3 separate regions of the Homo sapiens genome follow, and all the other regions are linked to region 1. A link is a contact called in ENCODE Hi-C or POLR2A ChIA-PET data. All regions are on one chromosome and are shown on one strand. Each heading gives the region's core, a stretch centred on a gene start or an enhancer-like site at or near the end of the contact. The rest is flanking DNA. Distances are from core to core; before and after follow the strand shown. Region 1 has its middle 12 kb from the start of HS3ST6. Region 2 holds the start of E4F1 (E4F transcription factor 1). Region 3 holds the start of CLCN7 (chloride voltage-gated channel 7).

Region 1 (3,647 bases), core at 1,143-3,642:
GAGGCCTGCTGGCGCCTGGGGATCTCAGCCACAGCAGTGCAGGGGTGGTGATCCTGGTGGGGGCTGGGGAGTAGTGCCTCCTGCCTGCATCCCAGGGCCCCAGGCTCATCCAAACATCCATGTTAAGGTGGTGGGCCGGACACAGTGGCTCACGCCTGTAATCCCAGCACTTTGGGAGGCCGAGGCAGGTGGATCACCTGAGGTTATGAGTTCTAGACCAGCCTGACCAACATGGAGAAACCCCATCTCTACTAAAATACAGAATTACCCGGATTACCCGGGCGTGGTGACCCATGCCTGTAATCCCAGCTGAAGGGGAGGACTGCCCCTCCACACCTGTGGGTATTTCCAGTCGGGTGGGACGAGAGACTGAGAAAAGAAATAAGACACAGAGACAAAGTATAGAGAAACAACAGTGGGCCCAGGGGACCGGCGCTCAGCATACTAAGGACCTGCACTGGCACCGGTCTCTGAGTTCCCTCAGTTTTTATTGATTATTATTTTCGTTATTTCAGTAAAAAGGAATGTAGTAGGAGAGCAGGATGATCATAAGGAGAAGGTCAGCAAAAAACATGTGAACAAAAGAATCTATATCATAATTAAGTTCAAGGGAAGGTACTATGCCTGGATGTGCACGTAGGCCAGATTTATGTTTCTCTCCACCCAAACATCTCAGCAGAGTAAAGAATAACAAGGCAGCATTACTGCAAACATGTCTCACCTCCCACCATAGGGTGGTTTTTCTCCTATCTCAGAACTGAACAAATGTACAATTGGGTTTTATACCGAGACATTCAGTTCCCAGGGGCAGGCAGGAGACAGTGGCCTTCCTCTATCTCAACTACAAGAGGCTTTCCTCTTTGACTAATCCACCTCAGCACAGACCCTTTACAGGTGTCGGGCTCGGGGACGGTCAGGTCTTTCTCATACCACGAGGCCATATTTCAGACTATCACATGGGGAGAAACCTTGGACAATACCCTGCTTTCAAGGGCAGAGGTCCCTGCAGCTTTCCACAGTGCATTGTGCCCCTGGTTTATTGAGACTGGAGAATGGCAATGACTTTTACCAAGTATACTGCTTGTAAGCATTTTGTTAACAAGGCACGTCCTGCACAGCCCTACATCCCTTAAACCTTGATTTCATACAGCACATGTTTTTGTGAGCTCCAGATTGGATCAAAGTGGTTGGGTCAAAGTGGCTGGGGCAAAGCTACAAATTAACAACATCTCAGCAAAGCAATTATTTAAAGTACAGGTCTTTTTCAAATGGAGTCTCTTATGTCTTCCCTTTCTACATAGACACAGTAACAGTCTGATCTCTCTTTCTTTTCCCTACACCAGCTACTCGGGAGGCTGAGGCAGGAGAATCGCTTGAACCTGGGAGGCTCAGGCTCAGCCTGGGAGGCTGAGGCTCAGGGAGGTTGTGGTGAGCCGAGATGACACCATTGTACTCCAGCCTGGGCAACAAGAGCAAATCTCCGTCTCAGGAAAAAAAAAAAAAAAAAGATGTGGTAGGGAGGTGGGGGTGGGAGGGGGCAAGTGGGCTCAGGAGGTGGGGGGGGTGCCGGCAAGCAGACTGCTTGAGTGGGGAGACGGGTGAACCGCAGGACCCCAAGGCCCCCTCACATTGAGAGTCCAGGGAGGGATGGCTGTGGGCAAGGTCTGTATGCCAGGTCACCGGAGGAGGGGGTGGTGTTTCCAGCAATGGAGCGTCTGGTGTGGAATCAGTCACCTTACCCTCCCGCTCCTGCTGGGTGATACCCCATCCTTGCGGCTGCCCCCGCGTCTTCCTTGAGGAACAGCAGACTCTGAGGGGGCAGCCCCTTCCTCCCCAGGGCACGGCCTTGCCCCTCAAGGGTTGGGTTCAGGGGCAGCGGGCAGGCCTGGGCACGGCTGGGCCGTCACCTCGGGCGAGGGATGGGGAATAAAAAGGAACTCTGTCTGAGACACCGTGATCCCTCGCCGGGGCCCAGGCCTGGCTCAGAGCAGCCACCAGGAAGCGTCTGCGGCCCGTATGGGGGAACAGACCATACTTCAGACCCTTGCTCAACCACCGCTTTCCGCTCTCTCAGTGGCAGGTGCCGCGCAGAGCCTGGCCCTGGTGGGGCTGTGGCCCCTGGTGGGGGTGGGGGCCGTGGGCAGCTCCCGGGAGGCTCCTACCCGCGGACGGGTCGGCAGGTGGGAGGAGGGGGCGTCCGGTAGGGTCGGCGAAGGCGCCGAGGCCACGTGCAAGCCCCGGCCCTCGAGGCGGCCTCCCGGGCCCGGGCGCGGGACCGTGCGCAGGACTGACCAGCAGGGGGCACGCTCGCTCGGTGCTGCCAGGCCGGGTGGTCTGCGTGCGCAGGCGCGGCGGGGGGCCTGACGGCGCTGCAGTTCCCCGGGTGGCCGCGGGGGTTGCGGCGGAGGCAGCGAGCGTCCGCGCAGAGAAACCGCCTCGGCCACGCCCGCCCTTGGGCCGGTGCTGGGGACCCAGGCCGAGGCCTCTGGTCGTCTGAGGGTGCCAGGGGCAGCTGCAGGGGGTTTGCCGGGCTTCACGAAGTGACCGCTACAGGGAGTGCAGTCGCAGCCACGGGTGCCCCTTCCAGGGTCACCGGAGGACAGAGCCAGGGGCGGGGGCGGGGGTGGCGCGGCCGGTGGGAACGGCAGGCGTGGTTGGGGGCGCGGGTGGAGGCAGGACGCCCCCAGCCCCTTCTTCAGGGCAGCTGCGTGGGACCCAGGCTGCCCGGACCTGGCCCGCCCTCAGGGCTAGATCCTAGGGTTCCACATCCCAGGCCTCTTTCCTCCGCCCACCTCTCCCCGCTACAACCCAGGCAGCTCCTGGCTGCCTTCCCCCAACCAGAGTCCTCTCTGCAAAATAATAACCAGACCAGGTCCCTCCCTCAGAGGTTCCCACAGTCCTTGCCTGCTCTGACCTAGGCTGACCCCACCTCTCCAGCTTGATTTCCTACTCCATAAATGAGATCGGTGTTGTTTATCATAATTACAGTTTGGGGTTGTTTCTTTTTTTTTTTTTTTTTGAGACGGAGTCTGGCACTGCCGCCCAGGCTGGAGTGCAGTGGCGCGATCTCGGCTCACTGCAAGCTCCGCCTCCCGGGTTCACGCCATTCTCGTGCCTCAGCCTCCCGAGTAGCTGGGACTACAGGCGCCCACCACTGCGCCCGGCTAATTTTTTTGTATTTTTGGTAGAGCCGGGGTTTCACTGTGTTAGCCAGGATGGTCTCGATCTCCTGACCTCATGATCCGCCCAGCAGGGCCTCCCAAAGTGCTGGGATTACAGGCATGAGCTACCGCGCCGGGCCTGGTTGTTTCTTCTTGAGAAGGGGGTTTCTCTGTTGCCTGGGCTGGAGTGCAGTGGCATGACCATGGATCACTGCAGCCTTGAATTCCTGGACTCAAGCGATCCTCCCAGGTCAACCTCCCGAATAGCTAGGACTACAGGTGTGCTACTACGCCCCGCTAATTTTTGTATTTTTAGTAGAGACAGGGTTTTGCCATGTTGTCCAGGCTAGTCTGGAACGCCTGGGCTCAAGTGACACTCCCGCTTTGGTCTCCCAAAGTGCTGGGATTACAGGCATGAGCCACTGTGCCTGGCTAATTTTTTAAAAAAACTTTTTGTAGAGACGTGCTCTGGCTTTGTTGCCCAGG
Region 2 (3,887 bases), core at 884-3,383, 290 kb before region 1:
GAGGCGGGCAGATCACCTGAGGTCGGGAGTTCAAGACCAGCCTGGCCAACATGGAGAAATCCAGTCTCTACTAAAAATGCAAAATTAGCCGGGTGTGATGCCGCGTGCCGTAATCCCAGCTACTCAGGAGGCCGAGTCAGGAGAATAGCTTGAACCCGGGAGGCGGAGGTTGCGGTGAGCCGAGATCGCACCATTGCACTCCAGCCTGGGCAACAAGAGAGAAACGCCGTCTCAAAAAAAAAAAAAAAGAAAATAGAGACGGGGTCTTACTATGTTGCCCAGGCTGGTCTGGAACTCCTTGGGCTCAAGTGATCCTCTCACCTCAGCCTCCCAAAGTGTTGGGGTTACAGGTATGAGCCACAGTGCCCAGCCATCTGCAGCCTCATAGGACAAGCTCAGAGGGTACAGACCCAAGCTCCATCTCCAAAAGCTCTCAGTGCCCCCAGGAATGAGCCCTTAGTGCATCCCCAACACTGCTCTCGGCACATGACACACAATCTTTTTTCTTTTTTTGAGACAGTCTTGCTCTGTCACCCAGGCTGGAGAGCAGTGGTGCGATCTCGGCTTACTGCGACCTCCGTCTCCTGGGCTCAAGCAATTCTCCTACCTCACCTTCCCAAGTAGCTGGGATTACAGACGCGCACCACCACGCCCAGCTAATTTTTGTATTTTTAGTAGAGAAGGGGTTTCACCATGTTGGCCAGGCTGGTCTCGAACTCCTGACCTCAGGTGATCCACCCACCTTGGCCTCCCAAAGTGCTGGGATTACAGGCGTGAGCCACTGCGCCTGGCCACAATCTTTATTTTAATTCCCATGATGCTTCTATGAGGCAGCAGAGCCCGGAAGTTAAAGGGGCTGTGAAGGCCTTCACAGTGCTGAGATCCAATCCAACCCTTGCTACTTAACTACCTGGGTGACCCTGGTCATTTTCTTTTCTTTTGAGACGGAGTCCGGCTCTGCCGCCCAGGCTGGAGTGCAGTGGCGCGGTCTCGGCTCACCGCAAGCTCCACCTCCCGAGTTCACGCCATTCTCCGCCTCAGCCTCCCCACTACAGGCGCCCGCCACCACGCCCGGCTAATTTTGTTTTTTTGTATTTTTAGTAGAGACGGGTTTCACCATGTTGGCCAGGATGGTCTCCATCTCCTGACCTCGTGACCCGCCCGTCTCGACCTCCCAAAGTGCTGGGATTACAGGCGTGAGCCACCGCACCCAGCCCACCCGGTCACTTTCAGGTCTCCAACCTTCGATTTTCCTCATCCCCAAAATGAGAATAACAATAACATCCACCTGTCAGGACTGGTTTGAGAATGAAAAAACCTAAAGCAGGATAAGGGCTTGTTACATTACTGGCAGAAGCCGCCGCCCCATTCTGTAGGGGAAATAGAGGTTCACAGAGGTAGGGTCACCTACCCAGGATCAAAGAACTAGAAAGCGGCAAGTGTGGGACTGGAAGGGGCCACAGGCTGGCTGCAGTGCACCAGCCCTCTTGCACTAGGCTCTGCTGCCTCCCTACGGACAGGCCCAGAGCCCAGATCCTGGAGAAACCGAGGCCCCACCCTCTTGGAACCACCAACAGGGCCCTAGACGCCCATCAGGTGCAGGAGGAAGGGGCCCAGAGGAGGGGAGGGCCAGGCTCAGGCATCGGAGGCAGAGAAGGGCCGGGACGCCGGCGTCTGCGAATGTCTACACCGGGCGCCCGGGGGCTCAGCAACCCGCGAGCACTTGTGGACGCACACCAGAGAGGGGGGATGACAGGCGCCCCGCAGGAGAGGCCCGTGAGGGTCGCAGCAAACCTGGGGGTTTCGTGGAGGGCTGTGAGGGTCCCGCGAGATCCGCGAGGTGTCTGGGTCTGGGAGGGTCGGTCGAGCCCGCAGCTCGGGCCATCCGGGCCTCTGCCAGCCCGGGATGAACTGCCCGCACCCCGGCCGCACCCTCCGGGTCGGCCCGGTTACCTTCCTCGCTGAAGGGCGCCGGGAGGCCGAGGAAGCCGCTGGGGGCCAAGGCCGCCGCCACCGCCGCAACTGCACCCTCGCCCGCTTCCCGCCCGGCTTCGGCCTGGGCTTCTGCCGTATGAGCGGCCGTCACCCGCACTGCCATCGCGCCCTCCATGTCGCAACGCGCCGCAGGAAGATGGCGGATTTACGACCATGTCGTCATAACAACGGGCCGCGCCGAGGCCAGCGTGAGGGAACGGCAAGAGGAGGGCGGGGCAGAACCGGAGCGGATTGACGGACAGGCGGGGAGCCGGGCCTGGATAGCGGTGTGGCCTTAAAGGGCAGAGGCGGGGCCGGGCGCGCTGAGAGCGAAGATGGGGCGGGACTGTGGGGAGGGCGTGGTTACGGTGGAGCAGATTGCCAGCCAGGGGGCGGGGCGGCAGAAGGACCTATGTTCGAGGCTGCACTCGGATTTGAGAGCCAGAGAACGCGAGGGGCGAGCGGACTGGCGGCTGCTAGGCAGCCGCGCCCCAGCGCTTCCGTACCTAAGGACAGGTCGCCCCGCCCGCGGCTGCTGCTGGGAAGCCGCCACAGCTCCAACCAGGGGTGTGGTGCCTGCTGCCCACTGACCGCCTAGGGTGTTAGAGCCTCCCAAGATGGTTACCCGGGTCACGGGAAAAGAACACGGGTCGGGGATGGCTCATGGGTAGCTCTGCGAAGCTGTTTTATTCTTTTATATACTTTTAATTTTTTTTTCTTTCTTTTTTGAGACGGAGTCTCTTTCTATCGCCCAGGCTGGAGTGCAGTGGCGCGATCTCGGCTCACTGCAAGCTCTGCCTCCCGGGTTCACGCCATTCTCCTGCCTCAGCCTCCTGAGTAGCTGGGACTACAGGTGTCCGCCACCACGCCAGGCTAATTTTTTGTATTTTTAGTAGAGACGGGGTTTCACCGTGATAGCCAGGATGGTCTCGATCTCCTGACCTCGTGATCCGCCCGCCTCGGCCTCCCAAAGTGCTGGGATTACAGGCGTGAGCCACCGTGCCCAGCCACTTTTTAAATTTTTTAAAATTTATTTGCATTATGTATTTTAAATAGAGACAGGGTCTTGCTGTTTAGACTAGGCTGGTCTCAAACTCCTAGCCTCAAACCATTTTCCCATTTCGGCCTCCCAAAGTGCTAGGATGACAGGCGTGAGCCACGACTCCCAGCCACGTTGAATTTTTGGTTTTGGAGATGGGGGTTGTTTTTGGTTTTTGTTTGTTTGGGGTGTTTGTTTTTGAGACAGAGTCTCACTCTATCACCTAGGCTGGAGTGCAATGGCGCGATCTCACTGCAGCCTCCGCCTCCTGGGTTCAAATGATTGTCCTGCCTCAGCCTCCCGAGTAGCTGGGACTACAGGAGTGCACCACCATGGCCAGCTAATTTTTGTATTTTTAGTAGAGACAGGGTTTCACCATGTTGGCCTAGATGGTCTCAAGCTCTTGACCTCACGATCTGCCCGCCTCGGCCTCCCAAAGTGCTGGGATTACAAGCATGAGCCACCGCGCCCGGCCTGTTTTTGTTTTTTGAGATGGAGTCTCGCTCTGTCACCTAGGCTAGAATGCAACGGCACGATCTTGGTTCACTGCAATCTCCGCCTCCCAGGTTCAAGCGATTCTCCTGCCTCAGCCTCCTGAGTAGCTGGGACTACAGGCAACTGCCACCACACCCGGCTAATTTTTTTATATTTTTAGGAGAGACGGAGTTTCACCATGTTGGCCATGCTGGTTTTGAACTCCTGACCTCAGGTGATCCGTCCCCCTTGGCCTCCCAAAGTGCTGGGATGACAGGCATGAGCCACCGAGCCTGGCCAGATTTTTTTTTGAAACAGCACCTTGCTCTGTCGCCCAGGCTGGAGTGCAGTGCCGTGATCTCAGCTCACTGCAGCCTCTACCTCAACCACCCAAGTAGCT
Region 3 (3,810 bases), core at 247-2,746, 450 kb after region 1:
AGGAAGGAGGATCCCTTGAACCCAAGAGGTCAAGGCTGCAGTGAGCTATGATCTTGTCATTGTACTTCAGCCTGGGTGACAAAGTGAGACTGTGTCTCAAAAATAAAAAAATAATAATAATAATTTAAAAAAAGGCCGGGCACCGTGACTCACGCCTGTAATCTCAGCACTTTGGGAGGCCGAGGCGGGTGGATCACGAGGTCAGGAGATCGAGACCATCCTGGCTAACACAGTGAAACCCCATCTGTACTAAAAATACAAAAAATTAGCCGGCCATGGTGACGGGCGCCTGTAGTCCCGGCTACTCGGGAGGCTGAGGCATGAACCCGGGAGGCAGTGAGCCGAGATTGGGCCACTGCACTCCAACCTGGGCGACAGAGTGAGACTCCGTCTCAATAATAAAAATATCGACCTTTTAAAAGGAAGAGGATGAGGCACAAAATATAAAGAGTTTACTCTAGAGGCTAACGTGGAAGGATCACTTGAGGTCAGAAGTTTGAGAACAGCCTGGGCAACACACTGTGAGCTCCACAGCAAAAATTAGCCGGGTGTGGTGGTGCAGGCCTGTGGTCCCTGTTACTCCAGAGGCTGAGGCGGGAGGATGGCTTGAGTCCAGGAGGTCAAGGCTGCACTGAGCTGTGACCGCACCACCGCACTCCAGCCTGGGCGACAGAAGGAGACCCTGTCTCAAAATAAATAAATAAATGACCCAGAAGGTGGGGACAGGGTGGGGGCTGATGTAAAGCTGTCAAGAATTCTCTTTGGTTTATGGAAATACCATTGATTAGTGATGGGCTGTGCCCTGGTGCGGGTACAGGGTCCGGGCGGCTATTTGGCTAATTCACAGCTATCTGCGTAGTAGCCGGCAGTTTCCAGAGGCGACCCTCCTGTACTGTCTCTGGGGCCTGATCGTTGAAGAGGACTCGCCTTCTGTTCTTTTCTCATTAGGCGGGAGGACCCTCTGGGGCTGCCTGGAGGAAGCCTCCACTCCGACCCTCGCCCGAGTGCCTACTGCGAGGGCGGATGCATGCTTCGGGACTTCTAATTTCATCCTTCACGTCTTTAGCCGCCGCCTATGGCAAGGAAAGGCCTGCCCTCGCCCCTGCCTCCCTCCTCCCTTCCCCACCGCGGCTCCGTCACGATCGGCGCGGGCGACCGGGCCTGGGGGAGCCCCTCCAGCCGGCTCCTGCCCTCAGGCCCCGGGCGCTTCCCTCGCCCCGACTCCCGGGCCCGAGGTCCCGGGGGCGGCCATTCGCCTCCCAAGCACTCGGCGCTCAGCCCAACGGGGCCGCCTTTGCAGTCGCGTGGGCAGAACGGGGTCCTCAGGGCCGCGGCGATTCTCTAGGGCGGGCGGCGCCACGACCCGCCGGGAGCGCGGCTCCCAGGAGCCCCCGCGCGACCGGGCCTCGGTGGTTGCCGTTGCAGGTCACATGGTCGCCGTCGCTCATCACGTGGCCCCGTCGCGCGTCACGTGGCCGCCGGCGCGGGTCACGAGAACAAACACGGGGGCAGCCGGCGCTTCCCGGCCGGTGTCGCTCCGCGGCGGGCCATGGCCAACGTCTCTAAGAAGGTGTCCTGGTCCGGCCGGGACCGGGACGACGAGGAGGCGGCGCCGCTGCTGCGGAGGACGGCGCGGCCCGGCGGGGGGACGCCGCTGCTGAACGGGGCTGGGCCTGGGGCTGCGCGCCAGGTGAGGCCGGGCAGGGCGCAGGCGGGGAAACTGAGCCCTCGTGCGCCCCGCAGCCCGCGCCCTCGTGAGCCTTCTGGCGGCGCCGCGTGTCTCGGTCCTGGAGGCGACCGAGGCGCGGTGGACTCGGGAACGCGCCCCGGGGCTCCTCGGCGGGGCCGGGCTGGCGGGGGCGCCTGGGGTCTGGAGTCTTCGGAGGCCGCGCCGGGCTCGGTGGCCGGGAGGGCTGCGTGGGCGAGGCGGAGCTCGCCAGACCCCGCGGAATGTGGGGCGCTGAGGGGCGCCGGGGCAGCCGTGGCGCACGTTCATTCCCTCCGGTGTCCCCCAGACTGGCCCTAAAGGGGTGCAAGTGGCTTTCTGTTCAGGTGACTTTTAAAAATTGTCATCCTACACGAGCAACTAATTTTGTTTGCGTTTTTGACCCCCTGGGAGATGGAAACAGTTAAGATTGCAGCCGGGTCACTGTCTTTCAGTGAGAATGACTGAGCGCCTTTATCTGCCATCTTTCTGTGTGGGGATCAGTCCCGACTTTCAGGTGATCTTGGGAGTGACGAGTATTTGTACTCAGTCTCCCTTCGCACCGAGTTGAATTTGCAATGTGCAGGCAAACACAATAAGCAGCAAGTCAGAGGTTGGAATGCGTTCCGCATGTCACCCTGCAGCGTGCGTCTGAGCAGTGTTAAGGTCTGGAGAACCGTTGCGGGTACATTTGTTTCCCTGTCTGTGTATTGTCTTAATATTTTTTTTTTTTTGAGACGGAGTTTCACTGTAGTTGCCCAGGCTGGAGTGCAATGGCGCGATCTCGGCTCACTGCAACCCCCACCTCCCGAGTTTAAGTGACTCTCCTGCCTCAGCCTCCTGAGTAGCTGGAATTACAGGCGTGCGCCACCGCGCCCGGCTAATTTTGTATTTTTAGTAGAGACGGGGTTCCTCCGTGTTGGTCAGGCTGGCCTCGAACTCCCGACCTCACGTGATCCCCCGCACCTCAGCCTCCCAAAGTGCTGGGATTACAGGCGTGAGCCACTGCGCCTGGCCGTATTGTGTTACTTTTGAGTTAATGGACCGTTTTGTTGATGGGTCTTAATCTGCTTTGCAGTTATTCTTTACATTTTCTCTTGTCTAGTCCTTTAAACACTTGTCTTGTGCTTAAAGATTAGGAAGGACGGCAGGGCACGGTGGCTCACATCTGTAATCCCAGCACTTTGGGAGGCCGAGGCGGGTGGATCATGAGGTCAGGAGATTGAGACCATCCTGGCTAATATGGTGAAACCCCGTCTCTACTAAAAATACAAAAAATTAGCCAGGCGTGGTGGCGGGCGCCTGTAGTCCCAGCTACTCGGGAGGCTGAGGCAGGAGAATCAATTGAACCCGGGAGGCGGAGCTTACAGTGAGCGGAGATGGCGCTACTGCACTCCAGCCTGGGCAGAGCGAGACTCCGTCTCAAAAAAAAAAAAAAAAAAAAAAAAGTTTAGGAAGGACACGAAAATCAGCCTGTTTCCATAGAACCTACATTTAGGTTTTCCCAATTCCTTAGAAACGCACCAGACAAAGAAGGTCATAGTCTGCCTTTTGCTGATAAGAAGCAGCAGCTCAGCTCCCTTTGAAGTGGGCCCTCCTGCTCTCCGTGCTGTAGTCTGCATGAAAAGTGATCTGAAGGGGTTAATTTGAAGTGATGGGGCCATGGGTGATTAGTTATTTGTGTGTATGCCTGTGTGTGTATGTGTATGCCTCTGTGTGTGTGTGTGTGTGTTTCTGTTTTAAAAGAAAGGCCAGGTGTGGTGGCTCATGCCTGTAATCCTAGCACTTTGGGAGGCCAAGGTAGGGGAGGATCACTTGAGCCCAGAAGTTCAAGACCAGCCTGGGCAAAATAGTGAAACCCTGTCTCAAAAAAAAAAAAACAAAATTAGCCAGGTGTGGTGATATGCATCTGTAGTCCCAGCTACTGGCTCGGGAGGCTGAGGCAGAGGAGTCGCATGAGCCCAGGAGGTTGAAGCTGCAGTGAGGTGCTTTTTTTTTTTTTTTTCCGAGGTAGTTTGTCACTCTTTTGCCCAGGCTGGAGTTTGAGAACCTATCTCAAAAAATTTAAAAAAAATTTTTTTAATTAAAGAAATCTGAAGTTCACA

What was found. A loop is a pair of places that touch in the nucleus more often than their neighbours do. ChIA-PET counts read pairs that join two places held with the same protein, here RNA polymerase II (POLR2A). Pooled maps may share reads with other maps.
Region 2: a pooled map shows a loop between it and region 1 (6-fold over the local background). The contact joins the promoter of E4F1 here to the enhancer-like site in region 1. A Hi-C loop is called at or near these places in 5 of 50 pooled maps. POLR2A ChIA-PET finds 5 or more read pairs at or near these places in 2 of 52 experiments (A673 and AG04450).
Region 3: a loop to region 1 is called in a pooled map, with 3 times the contacts of the local background. The contact joins the promoter of CLCN7 here to the enhancer-like site in region 1. A Hi-C loop is called at or near these places in 4 of 50 pooled maps.

The regions. Positions count from the first base shown.
Region 1 is chr16:1,928,521-1,932,167 of GRCh38, reverse strand. No RefSeq gene overlaps it. Among named protein-coding and RNA genes, the nearest start is that of HS3ST6, 12 kb to the right of the region's middle. Within about 2 kb of position 2,392, at least 21 of the 41 ENCODE cell types and tissues checked have a DNase peak (open chromatin) inside an H3K27ac peak, as active enhancers do; they include A673, where a contact is called at or near this core.
Region 2 is chr16:2,221,837-2,225,723 of GRCh38, reverse strand. It overlaps E4F1 (E4F transcription factor 1), which reads right to left and starts at 2,133. Exons shown (of 14, transcript NM_004424.5): 1 at 1,954-2,133. The coding sequence starts at 2,110. RefSeq lists enhancers at 1-443, 1,699-1,838, 2,069-2,238 and silencers at 1,919-2,008, 2,299-2,438.
Region 3 is chr16:1,472,714-1,476,523 of GRCh38, reverse strand. It overlaps CLCN7 (chloride voltage-gated channel 7), which reads left to right and starts at 1,496. Exons shown (of 25, transcript NM_001287.6): 1 at 1,496-1,690. The coding sequence starts at 1,550. RefSeq lists silencers at 1,074-1,423, 1,544-1,753 and an enhancer at 993-1,536.